2 separate regions of the Homo sapiens genome follow, and region 1 is linked to region 2. The links are chromatin loops, found by intact Hi-C in ENCODE. Cell type or tissue: endothelial cell of umbilical vein. All regions are shown on one strand. Each heading gives the region's core, and the rest is flanking DNA. Links, peaks and the distances in the headings are about the cores only. Region 1 overlaps CYP19A1 (cytochrome P450 family 19 subfamily A member 1). Region 2 overlaps CYP19A1 (cytochrome P450 family 19 subfamily A member 1).

The links. Hi-C counts contacts between places; a loop is a spot of excess contacts. Peaks named below come from ENCODE experiments on the same cell type or tissue, not always from the same donor. Only the 100,000 strongest peaks of a DNase experiment are listed, where the experiment ranks them.
Region 1: a loop joins it to region 2, with 2.2 times the contacts of the local background. A loop is called at or near these places in 8 of 110 quality-filtered maps.

Annotation. Positions count from the first base shown.
Region 1 is chr15:51,276,902-51,284,804 of GRCh38, forward strand. The region is part of intron 1 of CYP19A1 (cytochrome P450 family 19 subfamily A member 1); the gene reads right to left. MIR4713HG (MIR4713 host gene) reads left to right here. Exons shown (of 3, transcript NR_146310.1): 2 at 1,082-1,149. Among named protein-coding and RNA genes, the nearest start is that of MIR7973-1, 33 kb to the right of the region's middle. RefSeq lists a promoter at 5,281-5,660. In endothelial cell of umbilical vein, for the core only: a CTCF peak has its summit at 4,656 (motif pointing right); a DNase peak (open chromatin) is centred at 4,630; H3K27me3 peaks cover 2,976 bases.
Region 2 is chr15:51,329,570-51,337,472 of GRCh38, forward strand. The region is part of intron 1 of CYP19A1 (cytochrome P450 family 19 subfamily A member 1); the gene reads right to left. Among named protein-coding and RNA genes, the nearest start is that of CYP19A1, 5.1 kb to the right of the region's middle. In endothelial cell of umbilical vein, for the core only: no CTCF peak of the experiment used is centred there; a DNase peak (open chromatin) is centred at 4,652; H3K27me3 peaks cover 2,553 bases.

The DNA of each region.
Region 1 (7,903 bases), core at 2,458-6,457, 52 kb before region 2:
GCCCTGACCCATTACCAAGCTTTGTATTCAGACAAAGCATCCCATTTTCTGGTTCCAAGAGAATGTCAGCATACAGTTCAATTTAAAGAGGTATTTGCACCTCTGAAAGGGCACAAAAAAAAAGAGAGAGAGAGAAAGAGAAAGAAAGAAAAAAGAAATAAAGAAAGAAAAAGAGAGAAAGTGGTACAAGCAGTTCTTATAAAAAATAAAACTATGTGTCACTATTTCAACTTGTCTTTATTGAAACTGCAATTTTCTAGTCTGTTTTCTTAGATCTGCAGTATCTCTGTGTAACACTGTTTCCAAGCTCAATTAGGAGGATTTTTATTTCATCCCCATAAAATATCTCCTTTTTTATGCCCTTTGAGTGCCCCAAGTGGGTTTATAATTACGCAATCTTTATTGAAGGAGTACAGATGAAGTAACAATTCTCATTTCTAATTCCAATTTTCTGGAAAGACATTTAAGTCTTCAATCCCTGGGTACCTGAAAAAAGCAAACAAGGTACAGATGCCTGTAATTTTTCCTATTTTTAGTTTTGGAACGAATCTTTTCTTACGGCAATGAAAGCAAATGAAAAAACCAGTCCTTGAACACTTGCAACAAAAGACTATCACTTTCTACTGGAATTGACATTGGATTAAAAAGCTAAAGTTTGAAAGTAAAATTATTTTGCTACTCTTTAAATATTTAAGCAGTATGAAAATAAATTAGAAAATAAATACGCGTATTTCCCTAATAGTGCACACCACTTGGGTGACATTCTGTATACTCCTATTTTTGCCATGATGTGGATTTTTTTCCCATCAAATGAAAACCTACAGAAATAAATTCTGAAACAGATAGATTGTTCCCCTCCTTCCATTCTCATGCCAATGAAATATTTCAAGTGAACTGTTTTCTGATCACAAATATCACGTTTTTTTAAAAAAATCAAAAAGCAGTTATTTAAAAGAATACATACTATTATTAAAAGTTAGTCAAGACCAACTAATAAGACCTCAAAAATGAACATATTTCAAAGAATTTTGTTCTCTTCAATAGTTGCATGAGTTTTTTTTTTTTTTTTTTTTTTCCCCAGGAAAATGTGCAAATATCAAGGTTACCTGGGTCTGCTGGTCACTTCTAGTTTTTGGACTCTTGAAGATGGTGAGTTTTGCTAATGATGCGCGGCTGTTTAAGAACCAGGTGGCTTTTCTGGCAATCACTCTTCGTGTGCCATCTTTTATAAAGGTGCTTCTTGTTGCTAAGAGATCAGTTGCTTAGAGACCAAACCATTAAAAAAATATATATGTCAGGGGCCAACATAAATTATAGCCAAATTTTGTCATTTCAGCTCGCCCCCTGAATGTTTGGCTTTTGTAATAGATCGTAGCGTACCAAGAGAAGCTAATTACTAATCACAAATAGAAAACTGACCATGAGGAGGAGAAAAGATCTGTGCGTACGCTCCTGTGAACAGAGAGTAATATCATGCCTCCCTTCCATGGAGTTACATAGTTGCTGGGCTCTCTGAAACTTTGGCTCCTCGTAGGGGGTCCTAGACATATGCCGTAAAAATAGATTCATGCACACACATAGATACCTGTCCCAGGAAAACTTGAATGCAGGGTGGAGTATGAAGATGTGGGAATTGTGGGGCTACTTTACAGTCTTTTTCTAAGGAAAATTAAAGAAAAATGCACTGCTTAGGAAAATGTATGTCGGAAATCCGAAGTGATCTTAGCCTTTAGCCAGATGTTTTATGTGTGAACGTGATTGTCACTGCATCAGGTTCAGTTGTGTACACCTGGGGTTCAGGGGGTGCTTGGGTAAAAGTCTCTCTACCTTCTATTTTCTCTCCTGTACTGAGATATGGCATCCTCTGAGGGAGGAAATACAATCGGTTAAGTAAGGTAAGGTTTGACTTGGGGAGAGGAGCCTTTCTCTCTTTTCCTGGTGACACTGCCCCTTGAGACCCTCCTCTCAAATTTACTGTCGGCTAAATACTGTCCCACATAGGGACATTTACATTTTAGGAACACATTTTTAAATGAAAGACTCAAGTTCCTTTAAGATTTAATGGAATAGTGGCATTCCAAGCTTCTTAACAGGTAGGATGCAAGATCTTTGGAGGCAAAATAAAGCTGGATGCGAGCCTCCACTGGATAACTCCATAACACACCTCCTTCCTGCATTTCTCCTTTTTCTACCTCCTCCATTCTTCAAGGTCTCTGTGACTCTGTCCTGGGTGAGAAGAAAGCAAGCAAGTAAGAGACCAAAGACTTGGATTAAAAGCAAGATGAGAAGTAAAAAGAGTACCTAGTGATTTAAAGATTTGTTCCCTTCCTAGCCTCCAAAGTGCTTGCCATTCAAGAAGCCTTCATGCCCTCAGCTTTATTGGGAGGGCATCCTGGAATGAACCCCACTGCGCAGGAGAGGCAAGGTGAGGCCTGGGGGCTGGGATGGGAGCCCAGCAGGAAGATGAGAAGGTTCCCATTCCACTCTGTAGTGCTGGTCACTGTCAGATTGGCATCAACCCCCACATCTCCATCTACAAAGTAGGTGGAAGACCCACAACCAACTTGAATTTGAAGTAGAGATATATGCCAGAAAAAAAGAAAAGAATGAAGACCTGGGCAAGTGGGATGTGGCTAAGGCTCAGAAGAAATTTCCTCAGCAAGAGGAAAAAAACACTGACTTCCCCCAAACCAAGCTATGAGTGAAAACTGACACATGCACCGATGACATATACATTTCCCTTAAAGTCTCTTCCTTCTAATTCCCCAAATTTCTCTTTGTGGCTTATATTTTGGGATAGAAATGGAAGCAGAAAGGGCTAATAGGGAATTAAAGGTGGAAAAGGCAAGAGAAATAATAATGTCTGGGTATACAGTTGCTGCCTAGCACCTGCTAGGTGAAGGAATGAGAGAGAAAAGAGGAGGCTGAAAGAGAAAGAGGCTGTGAACTCACTTTATGTTCCTTGAGGGCAGAAACTGTTGTATTCTCCTCTTTTCCCAATTCCAAGTGTTTGCATGGGGCTTTTGCATTTAGAATGCGATTAAATGTTTTTGTTAACTTCGAAGTCAAAGGAGAAACAGAGAGAGAAGGGATGGGTCTAAGGGGGTTGAACTGTTACTCCATCCTAGACCCCATGTGACTGGCTCCCTCCATAAGAGCCCGCTCTGCTCACATTTGTACTTTGGACTTAGATCTAAAACTAAAAGCCTGCCCTTCTTTTTTTTTTTTTTTTTTTTTTGAGACGGAGTCTCGCTCTGTCGCCCAGGCTGGAGTGCAGTGGCACGATCTCGGCTCACTGCAACCTCTGCCTCCGCCTCCAGAGTAGCTGGGACTACAGGCGCCCGCCACCATGCCCGGCTAATTTTTTTTGTATTTTTTAGTAGAGACGGGGTTTCACAGTCTTAGCCAGGATGGTCTTGATCTCCTGACCTCGTGATCCACCCCCCTTGGCCTCCCAAAGGGCTGGGATTACAGGTGTGAGCCACCACGCCCAGCCAAAGCCTGCCCTTCTTCTTATCTATCCATCCTGGTCTCCCCATTTTAGGGGGGCTCTGGTTTGGCTCTTTCTGCCTTGTGGCCATTTGCCTTGGACTCTTAGCTTTGACCTCTAGGACATGAGGTCCTACACCTCATTTTGGCCACTTCCTACCTATCAGGAGGTGACTTGGGCACCATTCTGGACACTAGTCCTTGGCAGGCTCCAGGTTCTCATCTACATGGGTGGAGGTGGGGAGATACTGTGGTCTGTAATGAGCCACTGCCCTCACTCAGTGTGGTGTGGTGAAGAAAATAGGCTTGGACCCATGAGGGCTTGGCTTACAAATGTTCCAACTTGAACCTTGGAAAAAAAATTTTGGTACAGCTGTAACTGTGTCAACGAATGTAGTCCAGTGTCATTTTGGGTCTTGCAGTGTGGCAGGTCACTTGTCCACAGGTACCTGGACCACAGCACTCTCACATCCTGACCAACCACTGCTGGGAAGCTGCCCAGCCCACATGAGCTCCATATTCCAGTCTCAGGAATGGGAAGACAGCACAGTGAGAGATGCCAAGCTCCGGGGCATCCTCTGTGGAATTGACTGCCACTGCAGGCCCAGGCGCCCGTTACTGGGGAAACCAGTGTTCCCTGATGCCACCCCCACTGAGCATCCAGAGACCCTGATGCTATCTATTGCCTACTGCCCAGCTGCTGCTAACTCCGCCAGGACTTGCTCTTTCCCAGTGGAAAATTCAGCAGACAACATTTCTAGAAATGCTCACACAGCCCCCTTGCTACACAGCCCCTTCTACTTTAGAAAGGACCCACTCCTACCCCAGGAAGACTCCAGTGTAGTGACCACAACTCTATTCTGTTTCTCCAGGAAACTGTTCTTAGAAGAGGCCTGAAGAGAAACATGACTGACTAGGTAAGATTAGAGGCTATACCAGATGTTTGGGTCACTCTCTGGAGGTTCCTGGGGCAGCAAGTAGAAGCTCAGCCAGTACTACGCAAGGGGGCTTTTTCCAAGCCCTTTCAGGGGCCATGTCCTGGACAGAAACCTACCCTGAGGAGCCAGAGCACTGCGGGCAGGAGAGGAGGACCTGCCTGGAGAAGTCACATCCAGACATACAGCCCGGCAGCTCCTATGGAAAAGCAGGACTTGAGCAACAGGGGGCAGCAAAGCACAACCGCCTTCTTCAGCTGAGCCCTAGGGCAGCCTTGGGAGGCAGGCAGTGAGGGGCAGGAGAGTTGGCCCCCCTCTCAGGGGACAGCTGCTTGGCTGGCCAGAGGTAATGGCCAAGTTTGAATCTGAAGTAGAGATATATGCCAGAAAAAAAAAAGAAAAGAATGATGCCCTGGGCAAGTGGGATGTGGCTAAGGCTCAGAAGAAATTTCCTCAGCAAGAGTAAAGGGTACACTGACTTCCCCCAACCCAAGTTATGACTGAAAACTGACACATACACCAATGACATATACATTTTCCCTTAAGTCTCTTCCTTCTAATTCCCCAAATTTCTCTTTGTGGCTCATATTTTGGGATAGAAATGGAAGCAGAAAGGGAAGGGCTAAGAAGGAATTAGAGGTAGAAAAGGCAAGAAAAATAATAATGAGAATAAACCAAATAAAGAGAAATAAACCAAGCTTGCCCCTTGTTGGTTCCCTCTCTGAATTCTGAAAAATCCTTGTCACAGTCCACAGGGACCTCTGGAATGAGAAGAACTGAGACAGAGAGGCTGGAGTAAAGGAGCAGCAGACCTCCAGACACATGATGATAGTTACCCTTGCTGATTTCACCCCTTTCTCCGGTCTTACTTCATCCTTGTAGATGGAGCCCCTAAGATACAACACTTCATCTTCTTGTTGGGAAAAAGCTGAGTGTTGGGAAAAAAAGCTGAGGCAGGGCTTGCATGTCTGACATAATGTCCAGGGCTCAGTGCATAAAACCCCTCGTGGCCTCTGGAATGAGTCTAGACTTGCTGGCTCCTTGCTTCTAGCTTAAACTGGAAGAACATGCTCCCTATTATCTCAAGTAGCAGAATATGTTCCATATGCTTCAAAGGAAATGCTAAACTATCACAGCTGTAGATCATGTGCTTGCCCTTTTGACCCACACATTCTCACCACCTGTTTCTTTGTTTGACCACCAATAAATAGTCTGGGCTTCCAGAGCTCAGGGCCTTCACAGCCTCCATACTTGCGTTGGCCACCTGGACCCACTTTCTCTCTCAAACTGTCTTTTCTCTTTCCTTTGACTCTGCCAGACTTCGTTGCCCCAAGGCCTGGTGTTGGATCTGATCACCCCAACATTCCTGGCTGCCCAACGTGGGGCGACAAAGGCCCTGGTGAAGGAACACTAGAGCATGTGAAAGCAGGGGATGCATTGTCAAAGGACACCCAAGGATGACTAAAGGAAGCTTGGTGGGAAAGCTGAGGGCTCGGAAGAACCAGGGTAACAACAGGACAAAGTGAAAGCAAATATTCTGCTTATTTAAGTTTCTTAAGGCATTTATTATGAAGAGTGGGGGTGAAAGTTAGTACTCAGAATTTGTTATCACTCTTTAGTACGGTAAAGGAGTTTTGCCCATGGTTCCTGGAACAAGGGACTATGGAGTTGGATGAATGGGAGATAATTGGCAGAGATTTTAAAAAGGCGTATAAAGATGGAGCAAAAATTCCAGTTTTTTTTGGTCAATGTGAGTGATAATAAAGGCAGCTTTTGAGCCATTTCAAACAGATGATGAGGTAGATTCAGATGAGGAAGAGGAGGACGAGTGTAAAGAACTAATTTCAGATTCTGAATGTGAGGAACAGAAACCGGAGGAAATTAAAGAAAGGGAAACTGAAAGAAGTATGTTTTACTAGCCCGTTGGCTCCACCTGCTGAATTAAGTGAATGGCCACCTCTTCTCTCTCCCATTAATGGGCGAGAAAATGAATTAGCTGAAAAACACCACTCCTGTAGTTGCAACATTAAAACCTGGAGCAATTGGTGGTGCTATACAAAATTCTATTCAAAAAGCTAGAGCCGAGGGAGACCTTGAAGTATGGCAATTTCCCATTACTATAATCCAGCAAGGAGGGAAGGAATTCAAGCAAGCCATTACTCTGAATACGTTAAGGCTTGCGATGGCATTGGAGGTAACTTACATAAGGCTACTCTTTCAGCTCAGGCTATGGCTGGATTAAGAGTAGGAAAGAATATGCCCCATTTCTCAGGCTCTTGTTCCAATTGTCGGCAATTTGGACACAAAAAAGGAATGTAGAAAAGGAAATCAAAAGGCAAGAACTACTACCGTCAATCAACAGAAAAGCCCTGGTGTATGCCCCCATTGTAAAAAAGGCAATCACTGGGCAAATCAGTGTCGTTCTAAAGATGGACAACCTCTTTCAGGAAATGGGAAGAGTGGCCCACCTCAGGCCCCTCAACAAACCGAGGCATACCCGGCACAGCCAGTGCCCTCACAAGCGTACAACAATTGTCCCCTGCCACAGCAGGCAGTGTTGCCATAGACCTTTGCAGCACAATTACCATCTCCCTGTTTCCTGGGGAGCTGCCAAAAAAGGTCCCTACGGGAGTTAGAGGACGCTTACCCTCAGGAACAGTTGGTCTATTACTTGGAAGGTCTAGTCTAAATTTGAAAGGTGTTGCTGTGCATACAGGAATAATTGACTCTGATTATACCAGAGAAATTCAATTAGTTATTAGTTCCTCAACTCTGTGGTCTGCCTCCCCAGGAGAAAGAATTGCTCAGTTGCTGCTGCTACCCTAAACAAAACTAGGAAGCAGCACAGTGAAAGAACAGGCGACTTTGGTAGTACTAATCCTGCAGGAAAGGCTGTATATTGGGTTAATCAAGTGTCTGACAAAAGACCTATTTGCATAGTGACTATTTAGGGAAAGGATTTTGAAGGACTAGTAGATACTGGAGCTGATGTCTCTATTATTGCTCTAAATCAATGACCCCGACACTGGCCCAAACAAAAGGCTTCCATGGGTATCATTGGCGTAGGAACCGCCTCAGAGGTTTTTCACAGTTCCTTGATTTTACCATGTCAAGGACTGGATGGCCAGGAAGGGACAATTCAGTCTATTATTACACCTATTCCTGTCAATTTATGGGGAAGAGACTTATTGCAACAATGGGATGCTGAAATATCTATTCCTATGGATCAATATAGTAATAATAGTAGACAAATGATGAGAAATATGGGATATCGACTTGGAGAAGGACCAGGAATATAAGACACTGCATATGTAATTGCATTTAGCTTTATTAACATTAAAATTTTTAAATTTACAAAAAGATCAACCCATAACTGCAGTGAAACAACACCTAACAGGACAAAAGGAAAATAAAAAGGCTGGACAAGATACATGGTGGAGGAATGCACATACAAAGAGCTGGGAAAAAGGAAAGATAAT
Region 2 (7,903 bases), core at 2,247-6,246:
TTCAAATACCACCGGGGATGAAGAAAGTTTCCCAGTGGAGAACCATCTGTCAGTGGGCAGAGGGTGCTGCTGGTATGAAACTGATCACTCCTCTTCAGCGAGTGAATCCTGTGGTCAGGAAGCAAGATCTCAGAAAGAAATTGTAAGGGCACTGCCCTCTATCACACTTTCACTCATTCAAAAATGTATTGAACATCTACTACATGCCAGGTATGCATGAGGTTCTGGGAGTATTAGATGAGCAAGATACAGGAGTATTCCCAAGGAGTTCACAGCCTAACAGGGAGACAGACAGGGAGCGACAGGCCATTGTGAAATGACCAGATATACACCAGGATGGGTAAATACAATTACAGTGGGAGCACACAGTCGGAGCAGCTAGCCCTCCCTGGGATGTGGGGCTGGAGGGCTCCCCAGAAGGGACATCAGATGTGTGTTTTAAAGAATAAAGTCAGCCAGTCAGAGAAGGGGAGAAGAGGAAAACAGGCAGAGAAATGAGCATGATAGTGGCAAGGAGCAGGGAGGGAGCAGGCACCTCCCGGAAGCTGGAAGAAGGAACGTGAGGCACAAGGGCGGAATGGTGAGAAACAGGGCAGAGAGAGAGTAGGCAGGGGTGGGGTTGTGGAGAGCCCTGTGTATGAACATATCACATGGACCGAAGAATCGAGTCTGGGCTCACAAACTAGCAGACTGGGAGTAGAAGGTGCACTTGGAGAAGTGGCACAGCGACATCGTTGAGGTGTGTTGTGGACCCAAACTAAGGTGCAGGACAGAAAGGAAGAGGAGGAGAGAAGGGGCATAAGAAATGTCAAGTGAGGAAAGGATTTATACACATACACCTGTAAACATGCACAACTGATCAGTAAAATATGAAAAAATCTTGCTATCATTAATAAAGTGATAAAAAATAAAATGATATGGTACCTTCTTCTGTCGTACATGGAGTTACACCACTGGTACTTGGCCCTTTGAGTCTAGAGCTCCAAAGAGAGCCCTGGGCAACAGGCAGGGTTTGGGTATGTGGTGGTCAGAGGCCTCGGCAGTGGATAAAATCACCAAGGAAGAGTCAACAGAGTGAGGATGTAGGGCACAACCCTGGAGAACACTAGCAGTTGGGTGCACAGAAGTTGAAGAACAGTTCAAGGAGGCTGAGAAGGAACAGTCGGAGAAGTAGGAGGAAAACCAAGAGAAAGTAGTGTCATGGAAGCTCAGAGAGGAAGGAATGTCAAGGAGGAGGAAGTGATGAAGAGCTTTGAAAGTTGCAGAGACTTCAAGTAAGATTGACCTTTAGACTGAAAAGTTTTCATTGTATTTTGCAAATAAGTCATCAGCGACCTTGGCAGGATGGGTTCAATGTTTGGTGGGAGAAGAAGCTACATGGCCGTGACGTGGCGAATGAATGAGGGATGAGGAAGCGCAGATGAGGAGTATAGCCACATTAAAGATGGCTGGTTGACTTTGGGAAGAATAAGGTTGTTTTGGAGTTGTAAGGAGACCCCCAGAATTGAGTTCCTGTTTTCTCCACCACAATTCTAAACCAATCGGGTGGTAGGATGAGAGCAAGGCAGATGGAGATCAAAACGTCAGCTTTATTAGGGATAAAGCTGACATTGGAAATGGTAACATTAAATGTTCAGCAACATTTTTTCCAAATGAGAAAGACAGACCCACTCATCACAGGCAGCACTGAACACCCGAGGCCTTCCTGCAGAGAGGCTGCCCCTGGAGAGCTGGAGCCACGTGAGAGTAGACTAGAATGAGAGCTTGCTGATAAGGCTGGCTACGAAAAGGAAAGAGGAGAGGTGAAGAAGATGAGTCAGCCAAGACATTCCTCCTCTCTGGGGAGAAGAAAAGGAGAAGCGGAAAGAGGACAAGGGGCATTTTAGGGAAATCTCTCCTCATGGAAATAAGGAATGGGGGCAAACCTGTAAATACTGACCCAGAAGGAGATAAGTATAGTTAGCATCTTTTTTTGCATCTTTGCAAGAGCATATGTATTTGTATGACCCAGAATGGTTATTTATGTGGTAGGACTGGATAGAATGGGGGCGAGTTCAGGGGGGCGCGACTTCTTGCTCTCTGTAAAGAAGAAAGGTACTGAAATCACACATGGCTTTACTATTTTTCACATTTGATTTTTAACACATACTGGTTAGTGACTTTTTGCAAATTATTATCATTACATAGCAACTCTATCTTATTCAGTGCTCTTTACATTTCATTTTGCTGGGTATTAACAGAGTAATTCTTTCCTGCTTTGTTATTTGCATTTGCCTGGTATTTTTTCTTGACTTTTTATTCTCAATTTTTATCACATTTGTTAAATGTGTTTATTTCTTGTATGTGTGTGTATATATATATATATACACACATACACACACACACATACATATATATATACAAGAAAGCATATAACTGTCTGCTTTTTATTTTACCAAATCTAATAGTCTCTTTTAAGAATAATTCTATTCACATTTAATAATACATTGAATTTTATTGCTTCTATTTTACTTAATATTTATTACTTATTTAAGCCCCCTTGATGTTCTTTATATTAATTAGTTATCAAGTTTCTGTTCAATTATTTTCTTTCTCTTCTTAATTTGGGAGCTCTAGTCTAGTTTTTCATTCTACCAGGTCCTTCTCCTTTTTGTCACTGGTAGTCAAACTCATTCTTTTATTCCATTATACCAACATAAGAGTCCAACTATTTCCCCAGATTCTCTCCTCTCCTGCTGTTCCTCCTCCCCCAGCATGAGGCCTTTAGGACGCTTTCACTTCCCACTCTCACACACCAATGTGAGACCTGTGGAAACTTCACTTCCCCTCTTTCTCCTTTAGAACTTTTTGTTCCAGGCTATTGTTAACATTTCCCTTGAAATATGTCTCTTCTATTTTCAGCAATTATATTACACATTCCTGAACTGTCTATTATTATCTGTCTGAATTTAACTGACGATGTGTTGTAAGGCTCCTTGCTCACCACTAATTTTTTTCTCCCTTTTCCTCCTCTTTCCATCCTGTAGCCTTTAAGCTGATTCATCTATTGTTTGGTTAGATCTTAACACCCTTTTATCTGGTGGAAGATATGGGTGACAGGTCTTTTCCTTGCATATTCTCAACTATGTTTCCTTGACCCTGACAGAGGAGTGGGGTCTTGCTACAGGATTCTTGGTGTGCAGTGTTTTTCTCTCAGTAATCTTCACACGATTGGCCTCAATCATCCCTACTTCAGGTGTCATAGAAGAGAAAGTTGATGCCCCCATGATCCTTCTTCCCCTATAAGTCACTTGTACTTTCTTTCTGGAAGACTGTAAGATTTTCTTTTCATCCTTAGACTTCTGGAATTTCTCAACCTATGAATCATTTGTCTTGCCCATAACTTGCCAAAACCTTCCAATAGGCAGACTCAGGCCCTTTCTTAACTTGGGAAATTTACTTCCTATTAACTACTACTTTTCTTTCCTTCAGCTACTGAATTTGTCTGCAGATCTTGTCATTTGGTTCCAGAAAGTCTTTTTGTGCTCTACTGGAATGTTTATGTCCTAACGTTAATATTTTAAATGTATTACTGTTCCCTAGTGGCTTGGTTTCATGTGAGCCTCTTCTAAGAGCATTGCTGTGCCCCCTAAGTATAAGGGTAATGTTTTCTTTTGTCTGCTCTCTGGGCTCAGGGCCAGCAGCTGAGGTGCCTTCTCAGAAGGGACAAAAATGGTGGTTCTCAATCCCCTATCAAGTCACTGGCGGGGAGACTCTCATTTTCCTGTTTTCTCACATCTCCCAGGCTCAGGAGTAGAGATAGACTCAGCACACCTGTACAACTCCCTTACCTCATCCAGCCAGATCCATCTGCCAGGATACTCACTGATGCCCAGATACTGGTGCCCTCTTATGATTACAGAATCGGGGGTGGTTTGGAGACCATGTGTTTACTCATACAGCTTTAAGAAAGTAGCACATGTTTAGGGTCCACAGTTTGACCTAAAAAGTCACATTTTCTAGAACTCAGCACTTTCTTGTTTCATTTGGAAAGGTGGTTTTAAAGGCTGAAGTTGGCCCTGGTGGAGGTCAGAGATCATACGTGGTTTCCATAGTGACAGAAGCCAGTGCAAGTCTTGGCAATAAAAGGTAAGCTTCTCTTAGCCGGGGCCACTCCTCTGGTCCCTGGCTTGAGTCTCCAGGCTCAGCAGATGGGGTGTCATCTTCTCCAGGCTTAATATTGGCAGGAATCCCTTTTGGTCACTCCCAACCAGTCTCTCTGGAGAGGTGAGGCATATCTATTCTAGCTTGTTACTCTGCCTTTGCAACCCAGGAATGAAAGGTCTTAGGCTATCAGGCCCCAAATTCACTTTTTTTTTAGGACCTATATGCACCTATTCACTGCAGAGATGACAGTTCCCCTACATGGTTTTTAGGAAATCATGTTCTTACATCATTGATCTCTTAAAATCCTCCTTAATCTGCTAGACCAGGCTTGGCTTTCTTTCCTGACTAGCTTACACATTCTAGCATTCAGTGTCTGCTCCAGGTTTGTTTTTAAGCCTTGGAGCCAAGTGCCAGTCTGAGCTGTTTTCCACTCCATCACTTTGAATCATTTCCCTGCTCTATTGTTTCACTTCCTGTCCATCATTTTGAGCATTCCTCAGTGGCCCAAGATGGGGGCCAAAAATTTCCTACTTTTGATAAACAGGGCATGGGTGAACGTTGATGAGGTTTCAACAATGTGACCTTGGGCAGATCACTTAAACCTCCTGAGCCCTGACTTCCTCATCTGTGAAATGCTTATAAAACCTGCCCTGCCCCGTTCACAGGCTTATTATGGAACTCAAATGACATGAGAAAGCACTTTGAAAACTGAAGTGCTCTACACATGTAAGGCTTTGTTTTATCTTTCAAAAACAGTGGCTCGAGTTCCATAAGTGGAGCTTTGCAGTATTAACTTACTTCTGTGGATTTTGCAGTTTCAAATTCATGAGCCATTCTCATGATTGCACAGAATCCACTCTTAGAGCTTCCTTTACATTTTCATTGTTTCTGAAAACAATCACTTTTTCATTTATTGAAAGGCCATCACTCCAGGTGAAAAAGGAAAAGATTTCTTTCTACAGCCTGTCACGGTTACAATTTAAAGCCTACTAATGTTGGAATGGCAGATTCAGGTGGTTGATGTGGTAGATGTGGAGATGTGGGGACCTGAGGGTCCCCCTTCAAGAAAGGACTGACTGCCTGGCTGCAGAGATTAAGATTAAAGCATGCTTCAGCTGCAGAGAGCCACCTGGCCCCAGGTCATACCTTCCCAGGGCATCCCACATCTGTCCTGTGACTGAGTGAGGTAGGTAAAAGCCCAGTCACTCTGGCCTGACACAGGACACTCTGATGAGCAATACACAATCCAGAGCTTCCCAGTGGGTTGGCTGAGGCTTTGCAGGGTTGGACTGTGCTGGATTTCTCCCTCTGCCCAATCCTGCTTCTCCTTCTTTCCTTCATAGGTGCTGATCCCTAATAACCATTTTGTACTCCAAATTCCATCTCAGCACTTGTTTCCAGAGAATCTGATCTGTGACAATTGGGTACACTACACTAGAAAGGTGGAGTGGGGTGGGGTGGGAGGGCATGTTTGTTGCAAAGAAGGAGAGAAAACAATGGGAAGTGGGGATTTGAAATGGCATCACCTTCACAACCACAGACAGCTCCACGTCAAACAATGAGTGGGCAACTCAAAGGTCTAAGACACTGCTACTACGATAGGCGGAAATCTGTTGTTACCAGCCCGACTTGGACCAAAATCTCACAACGGAAGCAATATCATCTATTCTTATTCCCAACCCTAGAGATAAGCAGATTTGGTGCTCTTACCTGGAAGCACCAAAGGCTAACTTCCAAGAAAATGCTAACAACACACTGTGTTTTATACAAAAACCCCTACTAGTATCAAGATTGGCTAAATGATCTAAATTTAGTCACGGTTCTGTTTTTCAACTACCTTTTTACATACAGATGAAAGAGAAAGTTACATTTTCTAGAACTCAGCACTTCCTTATTTCCAGGTGGTTTTAAAGGCTGAAGTTGGCCCTGGTGGAGGTCAGAGATCATACATGGTTTCCATAGTGACAGAAGCCACTGCAAGTCTTGGCAGTAAAAGGTAATCTTTTAAAATGAAAATCTGTCATCCATCTACCGACTCCTCCCCATCCCACACACACGTAAAACTCCTCATTTGTTTCCCATTGCTTTTACAGTAAAGGCCTCAGCCCTACAAGGAAGGTCCCACCCACAGAGTCTGGTCCCTGCCTTGGTTACAGCCTCATTTCACTCCCTCCTCCTTGCTCCTGACGCTCCATGTGGCACCGCATTGGCTTCTTACGGTTCCTCAAATAAGCCATGCCATCTCCTGCCATAGGGCCTTGAACGTGTTGTTCCTCCTCTCTGCAATTCTCCTCACCCCTATCTTCGCCTAGTTTACAACTCAGCTTCAGGTGCCAACACAAGCATCCTTTTCTCAGGGAAGCCTTCCCTGAACCACACATCCAACTCTAGGACAGGCTCTTCAGTGATATGATCTCAAGGAACTGCATTCCTTTCTTCCAGAGCATTTGTCTCGTGGCCGCATTTAGAATTGCACCCTCATGTCTAATATTGTTTGGTAAATCTGTCTCCCCACTCCAGGCTTCAGGAATGATGCCTGGCTTTGCTCTCCATGCTATTCCTGGCTCCTGGCACAGTTCCTGGCAGATAGTAGGCACCCAATTACCATTTGCTGAGTAAATGAATACATGAAAGAATAAAAGAAAGAAAAAAGGGAGAATTGCTGACTTTGGTTGGATGGTGTGAAGTTTCTTGGGGTTTAACAGTAGGAATGGGGAGTTAAAACCATAAGAGGCTGAGTGGAAGATGCATGTGGTGACAACTTTTAGGGTGGCTCTCTCCCTAATCACCAGTGTGGTGGAAGGGTGGTGGGGCAGTAAAACCATCAAAAGTCACAGTGTAGCTGTCAATCTCATCACTGAAGACAAGAATACCCAAGTGCCAGGCCAGGAAAATTATTTACTTCACAATCAGGAAGAAATGCTGTGGAACTAAAGTTGGGGTATATTCTTGAATTTGATTTTATTCTCCAGAGCCCTAAAGTTAACCAGCTGGAATCATTTTTAAGGACCATTCTATTTAACTTTTGGAAATGAAGCATCTGCCTTTTAATGGAAAAACTACTTCTCATTGTAAAGATAGCACACAATGTTCTTGGCTGCTTTGGTCTCCAAAAAAAGGGAATTGAGATATCTCCCTGTGTCCGCATTATATCCTGAGCCTCCTGTGTCAACAAAACAGGCCAGATTGATAGCTTTTTTTTTTTTTTAATAATAAGTAAAAAGTAGCAGCCCATTCTGTGAAGTATCAGGCAGGGCAGGCTATGCAGGCATATCTGCCTCTCAAGAAATCTCAAGAGGCTTAGGGATTCACACTGAAAGGCTCCATATAACCAACCTCAAAGCCATGGTATTCAGACGAGAACCCAAGTTTATCGTGCATTCAAAAGTTCTGTTCCTCAAAAAGCATCTACAAAGTGTGATTAGCTAATGAATCCATTAATCAAATATTCCTACTTGGCACAAGTCCCTGCTGTGAGAGGACAGTTAAGATAGGTCCCTGCCTTAAGAATATTGTAACCCAACTGAAGAAATAGGATGTGGAAGAACTAAGATGTCGATTAACAGCACAAGGCACAGAAGAACTAAAGTGTCAACTAACAGCACAAGGCACACACAGTGTAAGTCTCAGCCAGTTCATATGGCCCATATCCAACAATACCAACCCGTGTTGAACATTTATTATACAAGTGCTTTACAAGTATTTTCTTATTAAAGCTTCACAACCCTATGAAATAGATACAATTACAGTCTCTTTA